Regions from separate parts of the Homo sapiens genome. Here region 2 is linked to region 1. A link is an interaction called in ENCODE POLR2A ChIA-PET data of the cell type or tissue named here. Cell type or tissue: Panc1. All regions are shown on one strand. Each heading gives the region's core, and the rest is flanking DNA. Links, peaks and the distances in the headings are about the cores only.

What was found. ChIA-PET counts read pairs that join two places held together with the same protein. Peaks named below come from ENCODE experiments on the same cell type or tissue, not always from the same donor. Only the 100,000 strongest peaks of a DNase experiment are listed, where the experiment ranks them.
Region 2: POLR2A ChIA-PET joins it to region 1 with 10 read pairs; 24 of 35 experiments call an interaction of 5 or more read pairs at or near these places.

Annotation. Positions count from the first base shown.
Region 1 is chrX:23,788,223-23,793,606 of GRCh38, reverse strand. No RefSeq gene overlaps it. Among named protein-coding and RNA genes, the nearest start is that of SAT1, 7.7 kb to the right of the region's middle. In Panc1, for the core only: no CTCF peak of the experiment used is centred there; no DNase peak of the experiment used is centred there; H3K27ac peaks cover 1,171 bases.
Region 2 is chrX:24,063,686-24,069,069 of GRCh38, reverse strand. It overlaps EIF2S3 (eukaryotic translation initiation factor 2 subunit gamma), which reads right to left. Exons shown (of 12, transcript NM_001415.4): 7 at 4,735-4,869; 8 at 2,978-3,072; 9 at 962-1,106. Among named protein-coding and RNA genes, the nearest start is that of EIF2S3, 11 kb to the right of the region's middle. In Panc1, for the core only: no CTCF peak of the experiment used is centred there; no DNase peak of the experiment used is centred there.

The DNA of each region.
Region 1 (5,384 bases), core at 154-5,153:
GTAGCTGTTTTGAAGCCATTTTTATTGTTGCTGTTGTTATTGATTCACTGGATAAAAGAAAGCAGTATAAACAAACACTGAGGTGGAAGAAGACAGTGTTGGCCCACAGCTGGTGGAACACTTCCTCAGGAAAGCCTGGAGTGAATGCCGCCACTCTCAAGCCCCACTTTTAAAAGGATCTCCCTGCTGTGCCTGTGTTATTATCAAAACAGAGAACTGTGAACACCACCTGCTCCCAATAAATGTTGTTTCCCCTGGGAACCGCTGAAGCTCAGAATTACCTAGCCATTGATGTCAGGTCTGGGGGAGGAAATGTACTAGATGAGCCTGGGACAACTTAAAAGGGAAGAAGTTAACAAAGGCTTCTGGGGTCGAGTCCAAAGGACTCAATTCTGGAGCCAACTTGAAGAAGCTTTCACTGGACAATTAGGGAAATCTGAGCTTCAATAAGAAAAAAATGGCAAGTAATTAAGACACAGGAAATGCTAAGAGTCCTTGAGTTAATAATGATACTTCAGGCTGGGCGCGGTGGCTCATGCCTGGAATCCCAGCACTTTGGGAGGCTGAGGCGAGAGAATTGCTTGAGCTCAGGAGTCCAAGACCAGCATAGGCAACTTGGTGAAACCCCATCTGTATATTATTTTAAAACATAATAATGCTACTTGAAAGGAAAAAAGCCTAATTGGAAGATGCTGGGGGGCACTAAATTCATTCTTTTGAAAACTAGTAAATAAAAGGGAGTAATTAAGCATTTATTCTGCCTCTTCTGGGTGAACTGTGTACCTCAAGGTAACAAAATGTAAGATGGGGGAAAGTTATCTTATTTTAATAATAATAATTATTTTTTATAGAGACGGGGTCTCATTATGTTGCTCAGGCCGGTCTTGAACTCCTGGGCTCAAATGACCCTCCCACCTCGGCCTCCCAAAGTGCTAGGATTACAGGTGTGAGCCACAGCACCTGGGTGGAAGTTCTCTTTATAGAAGTATTCTAGGTGATAAATAAAGAAGGAATGATAGAATGTCACCATTTTGCAAGTCCTAATGAATCAGCAGACCTGAGTATTGCTATTAACAACGGCTAGCAGCACAGAGAAGACCAGGCATTATTTGCTTCTTGAGGGGAAAAACATCACCTATGAAATATTCTTGCCCAAAACTCAAACTTGAATCTGATCAAGTCTTATCTCTAATGCCTTTGGCACTTTTTTTTTAACCTAACAAAAGCAGGCAGTATTGTATACTGGTCATAGCAGGATTTTTCAAACTTGAGTAACACAGACTCCTTTTAAAAGAAAAAGAATTATCCGGCCGGGCACGGTGGCTCACGCCTGTAATCCCAGCACTTTGGGAGGCTGAGGCGGGCAGATTGCCTGAGGTCAGGAGTTTGAGACTAGTCTGGCCAACATGGTGAAACCCCATCTCTACTAAAAATACAAAAAAATTAGCCAGGCGTGGTGGCGTATGCCTGTAATCCCAGCTACTCGGGAGGCTGAGGCAGGGGAATCGCTTGAACCAGGGAGTTGGAGGTTGCAGTGAGCGGAGATCGCACCACTGCACTCCAGCCTGGGCGACAGAGCAAGACTCTGTCTCAAAAAAATAGAAAAAAAAAAAATTCTCACAGACCCTCAGTGGTGTTTGAAATTATTTTTATTACTATAATTATACACTAGATGTGAATATTTTGTGTTTACTGCTCCTCTATAACTGTAAAACCAGTATCCATTTATAAATATAATACAAACAAAATTACCAAACTAATAACATTCACATGAACAATGCTGATTTAATGCGATGGAAGATGTTTTTCTGTAATGAAGTTGCTGCTTGCAAAGGAACATGGTACTGACTGCTTGGGTGGATATTCTTTGATTTCAGCACTGTATGGAGTGAGATGACAATTCTGCCTTGTTTTCCAAAAACTTTTGAGAAGGTTCGTCTTTAGGCACTGTGATATGACTTCACTTGGTTTTGCTTGGCAAGAGCCAAGGTGAACAGCATAAACACAAACTGAAATGGTTGTACTAACAATTGTGACTAAGATTCAGTTATAAGCTGCAAGCTGCTTATCCAGATATCAGTGGGTCTCAACCCTGACATCACTTTTTTTTTTTTTTTTTTTTGGAGACAGAGTCTCACTCTGTTGCCCAGGCTGGGAGTGCGTGGTGTGATCTCGGCTCACTGCAAATTCCACCTCCCAGGTTCAAGCGATTCTCATGTCTCAGCCTCCCAAGTAGCTGGGTTTACAGGTGCATGCCACCACGCCTGGCTAATTTTTGTATTTTTTGTAGAGGCAGGATTTCACCATGTTGGCCAGGCTGGTCTTGAACTCCCAACCTCAAGTGATCTATCTGTCTCGGCCTCCCAAAGTGCTGGGATGACAGGCGTGAGCTGCTGCACTGGGCCCCTGGCATCACTTTGGTATATGCATAAAAACAGAAGTAAATTAGAAATCTCTTGGGCCGGGCGCGGTGGCTCATGCCTGTAATCTCAGCACTTTGGGAGGCCGAGACGGGCGGATCACGAGGTCAGGAGATCAAGACCATCCTGGCTAACACGGTGAAACCTCGTCTCTACTAAAAATACAAAAAATTAGCCAGGTGTGGTGGTGGGCGCCTGTAGTCCCAGCTACTCGGGAGGCTGAGGCAGGAGAATGGCGTGAACCCGGGAGGCGGAGCTTGCAGTGAGCCAAGATCACGCCACTACACTCCAGCCTGGGGGACAGAGTGAGACTCCATCTCAAAAAAAAAAAAAAAAGAAATCTCTCTCAGGATGGGGCATTAGTATTTTTACAGTGCTTTCTAGGCCATTCTAATGTGTAGCCCATACTGAGAATCACTGCTTTTGATTATCCAGAAAATGCTTATACTGATTATTCTTTGCAGTAGAATCACACAGAAACACCATATTCAATCATTCTTATAGAAACTGTGAGGTCCTGTGAGACTATGGCAGGAAGCCCCAGGGGTTTGAGAAATTGGTTTGGAGCTTGATTCCCAGGTCTAGTTGTGTGGCCTTGGGCAACTTAACTTCTCTTAGGTTTAGTTTCTCATTGTAAAAAGAAACTTATAATTGTACCAATCTCATACAGTCGTTGTGAGAATTAGATGAGATAATAATGTATACAAAGTGCTAAACTGAAAGCCTGGTTCCTGATTAGTGCTTAATAAATGTTAGCTCTTATCACTAGTTTTTTTCTTTTTCTTTTTTTTTTTTTTTTTTGAGACGTAATCTTGCCCTGTCGCTCAGGCTGGAATGCAGTGGCGTGATCGCGGCTCACTGCAACCTCCACCTCCCGGGTTCACGTGAGCCGAGATCGCGCCACTGCACTCCAGCCTGAGCAACAAAAGCGAAACTCTGTCTCAAAACAAACAAACAAACAAACAAACATGGCACCAGTCAAGGAAATAGAATTCTAGGAGCAGACATGGTCACCTGCAGACTCAGAGGAAGGCCATGGCTGTCACAGTCAGTGAGGAAGTTGCTTCACTCCTAGCAGGAGAAGGTGGCTGGTTTCCCAGGGCCTGGCAGTTCCATCAGTTGCTGGTGAGCAGCCACCTGCTTCAGTGAACCGTGATGAGCATCATCCATTCTAGGCCCTGCTGGGTCCCCAGTGGAAAGGAGACTCACAGGAAGGGGTAGAGTGGGTCGAAGGCATTAATAAATCATTAGGTTTCTTCTGAATTGCTTCTTCAGCATTTCTGTAAAAAAGACTCTACTTTCTTTCCCTAGAAAGACTACTGTGTGGAATCTAAGCGGTTGATGATCTTGGACTCTGGTTTTCCATGTTTATCATTGTTTGTTGTTTCTTTTCAGATAATTTCCCCGTAACATGTTTTCTTACTTGCCTGGTGACTTCAAACTTTATAGATTTGCTTTATAGTTCAGTTTTTAAAGAGGTCTCTTTGTAATTGAGTTGAGCTAGTAGTGGGCTAATGCTGTGGTGTTTCAGCTTCTTCTTTTTTTTTTTTTTTTTGAGACAGAGTCTCACACTGTTGCCCAGGCTGGAGTGCAATGGTGCAATCTCTGCTAACTGCAACCTCCACCTCCTGGGTTCAAGTGATTCTCCTGCCTCAGCCTCCTGAGTAGCTGGGATTACAGGGGCCTGCCACCACCCCGGGCTAATTTTTTGTATTTTTAGTAGAGACAGGGTTTCACTATATTGGCCATGCTGGTCTCGAACTCCTGACCTCGTGATCTGCCCGCCTTGGCCTCCCAAAGTGTTGGGATTACAGGCGTGAGCCACTGCTCCCAGTTGGCGTTTCAGCTTCTAAATTTTACAGCTGGCTGGGCGCAGGCTCATGCCTGTAATCCCAGCTCTTTGGGAGGCTGAGGGGGGAGGATCATTTGAGGCCAGGAGTTGGAGACCAGCCTGGGTGATGTAGCAAGACCTCATCTCTACAAAAAATTAAAAAAAAAAAAAAGAAAAGCTGGGCGTGGTGGTGCGTTCCTGTGGTCTAGCTACTTGGGATGCTGAGGTGGGAGGATTGCTGGAGCCCAGAAGGTCGAGGTTGCAGTAAATTGTGATTGCACCACTGCACTCCAGCCTGGGCAATGGAGTGAGAACCTGTCTCAAGAAAAAAAAAAAAAAGAAAACAACTAAAAACAAATAAAAATTAAAATAAATAAAATTTACACTTAAGGGGCTTCTTTAAAGTGGATACAAAACTTCATAAAAGCCTTCATCTTCACAACACTGGGCCTTTAAGGCTAAGTTCTAAGAAAGATGAGGAAACAAAGAGTTATATTGTAACTTGGTGGTTAATTTAATTTATTCCTATATTTAACCACAGTCAGCATGTAGTTGTTTTCCTCTAAGAGGCTCACTTTCCAAAACACAATTTGCAAAATATCTTACTTCTCCACAAGGCTCTTTGTGTTTAGTTACCCTTTCATTTTTGCCAGAGTTTCTCTTATGTAGTTACTTGCCTGCCTAATAGGGCCCCTGGTTGATCATTGACTCTGTAAGCCCATTTTCATGGCATGCTCTCTGAGCCACCAATAAATCCCAAAGCCCTCCTGTATTAAATATAATACAGGGCTACATTTTTATATGTGGCTGCCTTCTAATCTAGGAAGCCATAACAGACACTGATACAAAGGCTTGCAGGACAACATTACCTTTGACTGAGGAGCTCAGTACTGATTTGCTGGAGAACTCAGAGAGATACAGAGCATTGTTTTCAGGTATCTGACTTCTTTTGGAAAACATTTATCTTGGACATTAGTCTACAGTGGTTCTTATCAACTACTGTTTTCATTATTGTGGAAATTAGTCGGTTTAGGAATTTGGGCCAATGTCATGAATAATGAAAGGAGTTCACATATCTAGGGGGAAATGGTCTTTTTCTTTTTCATTTCAGTCCTTAAGAAAGCACTTGTTTA
Region 2 (5,384 bases), core at 126-5,125, 280 kb before region 1:
TTTCTTTTATTTCCTTTTTAAAATTTTCAACCAGAGACACAACTTATTGGGTGAAGAATTAACTGTTTCTTTACCAAACATTTTCTTCTTTAATCTAAAGGTACAACACCCCTTCTAATTCTCACTGAATCTTTCATTTTTCTGGGTATTGAGTAATACACTAAGTTGTAAGGGACTAGAAAAGTTTTTAAATCACTTCAGTAATTGCTACACAAAGAAATTTACTTTCTTTTATTTCTACCTCATTGGAAATACGACCTGATATCATTCAACTGACATTTGTAGGTAATTTTCCATTTGCAAAATATACATAAAAGCAACCATGGCCGGGCATGGTGGTTCACGCCTGTAATCCTAGCACTTTGAAAGGCCGAGGCAGGGGGACTGCCTGAGCTCAGGAGTTCAAGACCAGCCTGGGCAACACGGTGAAACCCCGTCTCTACTAAAATACAAAAATCTTAGCTGGGCCTGGCAGCATGTGCCTGTAGTCCCAGCTACTCGGGAGGCTGAGGCATAAGAATTGCTTGAACCTGGGAGGCAGAGGCTGCAGTGAGCCAAGATTGCACCACTGCACTCCAGCCTGGAGGACACAGCGAGACTCCATCTCCCAAAAAAAAAAAAGGCAACCATTATCTAGCACAAAAATCATGTTAACAAAAACATAAGTGTAGGTAAATATCTTACATGATAAGTCATCAAATTTATTTTTTTATATTGCTAAAAAGGAGTTACTCTATATTTGATCAAAATGTATCCTTTGTGTTTAAAAATAATTTTTACAAACCCATGAAACCATCTTATAACCTAAAACAAGAGCTTAACCACATGATTGTTCCCCACCCTACTCTATTATTAAAATACCCAATTAAAAATCTGTAATATGTCCCTTTTGGTAATCCATCCCCCATGAAAAGTACCACAAATAGCCACAAATTAAAAGAGATGAGAAAAAAATCCTTACCAATAAGACCGCCTGGAGCAGCATATTGCAGATCATTATGCTCCGCAAAAAGTGATACAATTTTGGAAAAGATTGGTTTACACATGAGTTTTCCTTCACTATCTTTGGAAACAATACCAGGTCTTACTTCTATCTCCTGGCCCACCTGTAAACATATAATTAGTAATTAGAATTACTGTGTTACGCAAAATTATCATTTACCTATCAAAAGTTCCAACAGGGACTGGGTGCGGTGGCTCACATGTGTAATCCTAGCATTTTGGGAGGCCGAGGCGGGTGGATCACCTGAGGTCAGGAGTTCGAGACCAGCCCAGCCAACATAGTGAAACCCCGTCTCTACTAAAAACACAAAAATTAGCCAGGTGTGGTGGCACGCACCTGTAATCCCTGCTACTCAGGAGGCTGCGGCAGAATTGCTAGAACCTGGGAGGCAGAGGTTGCAGTGAACCGAGATCGCACCACTGCACTCCAGCCTGGGTGACAAAGAGAGACTCTGTCTCAAAAATAAAATAAAATAAAATAATAATAAAGGTCCAACCGGAAGACCATAAAACTGAAAAGGCAATCATTCCTGTATTTCAAAGATCATTATTCTTAAAAAAAAAAAAAAAAAAAGATGTGAACGAGACTGTCAAAACCAGAACCATCCAACTGTTGTTAACTACCCACCACACAAGTCTATTACCACATCAAATGTGCTCCATACTTACAAGTCTATAAATTTTCAAGTCAGACACATTCAAAAGACATAACAGAAAACAAAGAAATATAGCTGGGCGTGGTGGCTTATGCCTGTAATCCCAGCACTTTGGGAGGCTGAGGCAGGCAGATCACCTGAGGTCAGGAGTTAAGAGACCAGCCTGGCCAATATGGCAAAACCCCATCTCTACCAAAAAAATTAGCTGGGCGAGGTTGCGAGTGCCTGTAGCCCCAGCAAGTCGGGAGGCTGTGGCAGGAGAATCATCACCTGAACCCAGGAGGTGGAGGTTGCAGTGAGTCAAGATCATGCCACTGTGCTCAAAAAACAAAACAAAAAAAAAACTATTATCAGAGCATGTAAATTAGTATAGCTACCATGGAGAACAGTATGGAGGTTCCTTGAAAACCTGAAAATACAGCTACCATATGATCCATCAGTTTCACTAGTGGGTATACATTCACCAGAAAGGGAAGCAATATTATCAAAGAGGTATCTGCACTCCCATGTTTATTGTAGCACAGTTCACAATAGCCAAACATGGAATCAACCTAAGTGCCCATGAACAGATGAATGGATAAAGAAAATGCAGTATATAGGCCGGGCAAAGTGGCTCACGCCTATAATCCCAACACTTTGGGAGGCCGAGGCGGGTGGATCACTTGAGGTAAGGAGTTCAAGACCAGCCTGGCCAACATGGTGAAACCCTGTCTTTACTACAAATACAAAAATTAGCTGGGCATGGTGGGGGGTGCTTGTAATCCCAGCTACTTGGGAGGCTGGGGCAGGGAGAATCGCTTGAACCCAGGAGGTGAAGGTTGCAGTGAGCTGAGATCGCTCCAGCTTGGGCGAAACAGCAAGACTCCGCCTCAAGAAAAAAAAAAAAAAGAAAAGAAAAGCAATGGCAGCATATATATATATGCAATGAAGTATTATGCAGCCATAAAAAAAAATTCTGCCATTTGCAGCAGCACATCTAGAATTGGAGGCCATTTTGTTAAGTAAAATAAGCCAGGCACAAAAAGACAAATATCACACATTCTCACTCATCTGTATATGTGGAAGCTAAAAAGGTGGATCTCATGAAGGTAGATTGTGGATTCAGAGGTCTAGAAGGGTGGGAGGAGTGAAGTTTGAAGAGAGAAAAAAAGAATATTAAAAAAGAGAACTCTACATCAAATACCAGAAACCATGGAAAAAATTTTATTTTTCAATTTGGATTGTCCATACTTTTTTTCCTGATTAAGACAAGGATAAAACAAACAAACAAACAACAAAAAAAAAAAACCCAAAATCACAACAACCAAAACCCATTTTACCTTTAATACTCCTTTTAGGATACTACCACCAGCTACACCTCCCTTAAGGTCATCAACTTCACAGCCAGGTTTGTTGACATCAAAAGATCTAATAACTAAAATAAAACAAATTAAAGTCAGTTCTGTTAATCTTAACTTTAGAAGAAATATTATTTTCCATGTTAATGTTTCTAAAATAGTGGCCATTTGAGATTTATACCAAAGGGGTGCCTTTTTAACAAAATCTATTATTATTCCAATGATTAAGCAGTCTTACTTATGATGGAAAAAATGAAAGTAACTTAAGTTTATTAATAAGTGGCATATAGGGTATACCAGTATTATAGAGCATCACGCAGCTATTAACAATGTTAGAGCTATATGTAATGATCTGGAAGGATGACCCTCACATACTGTTAAGAAAAGTTATAAAAATTACACGCATAATATAATCCCACTTCCATAAAGAAAAATAAAATAATCAATGTCTGTATATGGATTTTTTTTTCCCTCTATCATAGAGGCTGGAGTGCAGTGGCACAATCATAGCTCACTGCAGCCTCAAATTCCTGGGCTCAATCTTCCTGCCTCAGCCTACCGAGTAGCTCGGACTACAGGTACACACCACTGCACCCAGCTGTAATATTTTATTTTTTGTAGAAATGGGGTCTTCCCTTAATGCCCAGGATGGTCCTGAACTCCTAGCCTCAAGCAATCCTCTCACCTCAGCGTCAGCCTCCCAAAGTGCTGGGATTACAGGTGAAAGCCACCATGCCCAGCCTGTGTATATGTTTATACACGATGATATGAACAAAGAGAAAAGTGTGGGAATAATGGACACCAAATGTTAACTTTGCTGACTTTAGGGCTAAGGAACTAGAACTTGAAGACAGAGAGATTATGGACATTTTCTTTATAGACCTCTGTAACTCCTGTAAGAACAATTCAGCTTTATAACTATAAAACACTAGGACTACATGACCTGCACTTCGGAGACTATTTCCTACTAAACACCAGAAGCTCGGATGAAAGCCAGAGGAGCTCAAATGTCTGTTTCGAGAAGGCTACTACATCCCCGTGTAGGAACCACAAGCCTAGGTGATCAAATTATACCAGTATCAGTTCTTCGTTAATTGAACAACAAAATCATCTGTAAATGTTTTAGTCAGGAAGTTCTAACACCCTAAAACATTATGATTCCATGGAGAATACTGTATTACTCCATCTTGATCATGTACCATATATTAAGCACAGAAAGGTTAGCAGTTGTTTTTGGGTTTTTTTGAGACGCAGTTTCACTCTTGTTGCCCAGGCTGGAGTACAATGGCGCGATCTCAGCTCATTGCAACCTCCGCTTCCCGGGTTCGCGCCATTCTCCTGCCTCAGCCTCCCGAGTAGCTGGGATTACAGGCACCCGCCACCATGCCCAGTTAATTTTTTATATGTTTAGTAGAGACAGGGTTTCACCATGCTGATCAGGCTGGTCTCAAACTCCTGAACTCAGGTGATCCACCCACCTCGGCCCCCCAAAGTATTGGGATTATAGGCGTGAGCCACTGCGCCCGGCTTAGGTTAACAGTTCTTACTGTGTTCAGGACTCTGTCCCTCATTCAGTAATACAATCTAGCACTGCCAATACAATCTCAGAATTGATTTCAAAAAAATTGTATGAATTATCACCTCTGCAGAAAGAGGAAATATTAATAAACATCCTTGAAGAGGAATCACCAATGTGGAAAAGATCAGATTAAGAGTTAAAGGCAAATCCTATCACTTACCAATAAGCCGGGGCTCTGAAGTAAAGTCTCTTGGGGGTACTGGAATTTTCTTTACTATGTACTCACAAACAACTTCAATATTGTATTTCAGCTGAGCTGAAATTGGAATAATGGGAGCTCCCTCTGCTACTGTACCTATATGACAAAATTTAGAAAGATCAAAATTATACAGTTTTATAAAATTTATTCTATGTATCTGTTACATAAAACAATTAAGATTACTATAATAAAATAGATGCCTAAACCCCATATAAATGTCAGCAACAAGTGGAAAGTGGATAATTCTGTTTAGAAAGATGGCAATATTGTTTGTTTTTACTCCTGAAAATGAATACAAATCCCTGTAAGAGAAAATTTGTTACATTATATTAGTAGACATACTTAATATTAGTACAATGATAAACTTATTTAAATAAAGAAAATACTAACATTCCTGTGAAAGAGCACTCTACTAGTTGAAAAAATTTCTAACAACATGTAATTAATCTCCCAATAAATGTCAAGATAAAATTACAGACTCTGCTAATCAAAGACTGCTGGCATATATACTTTTTTTTTTTGGAGATAGGGTCTCGCTTTGTCACCCAGGCTAGACTGCAGTGGCATAATCACGGCTTGTTGCAACCTCCACTTCCCAGGCCCAAGCGATC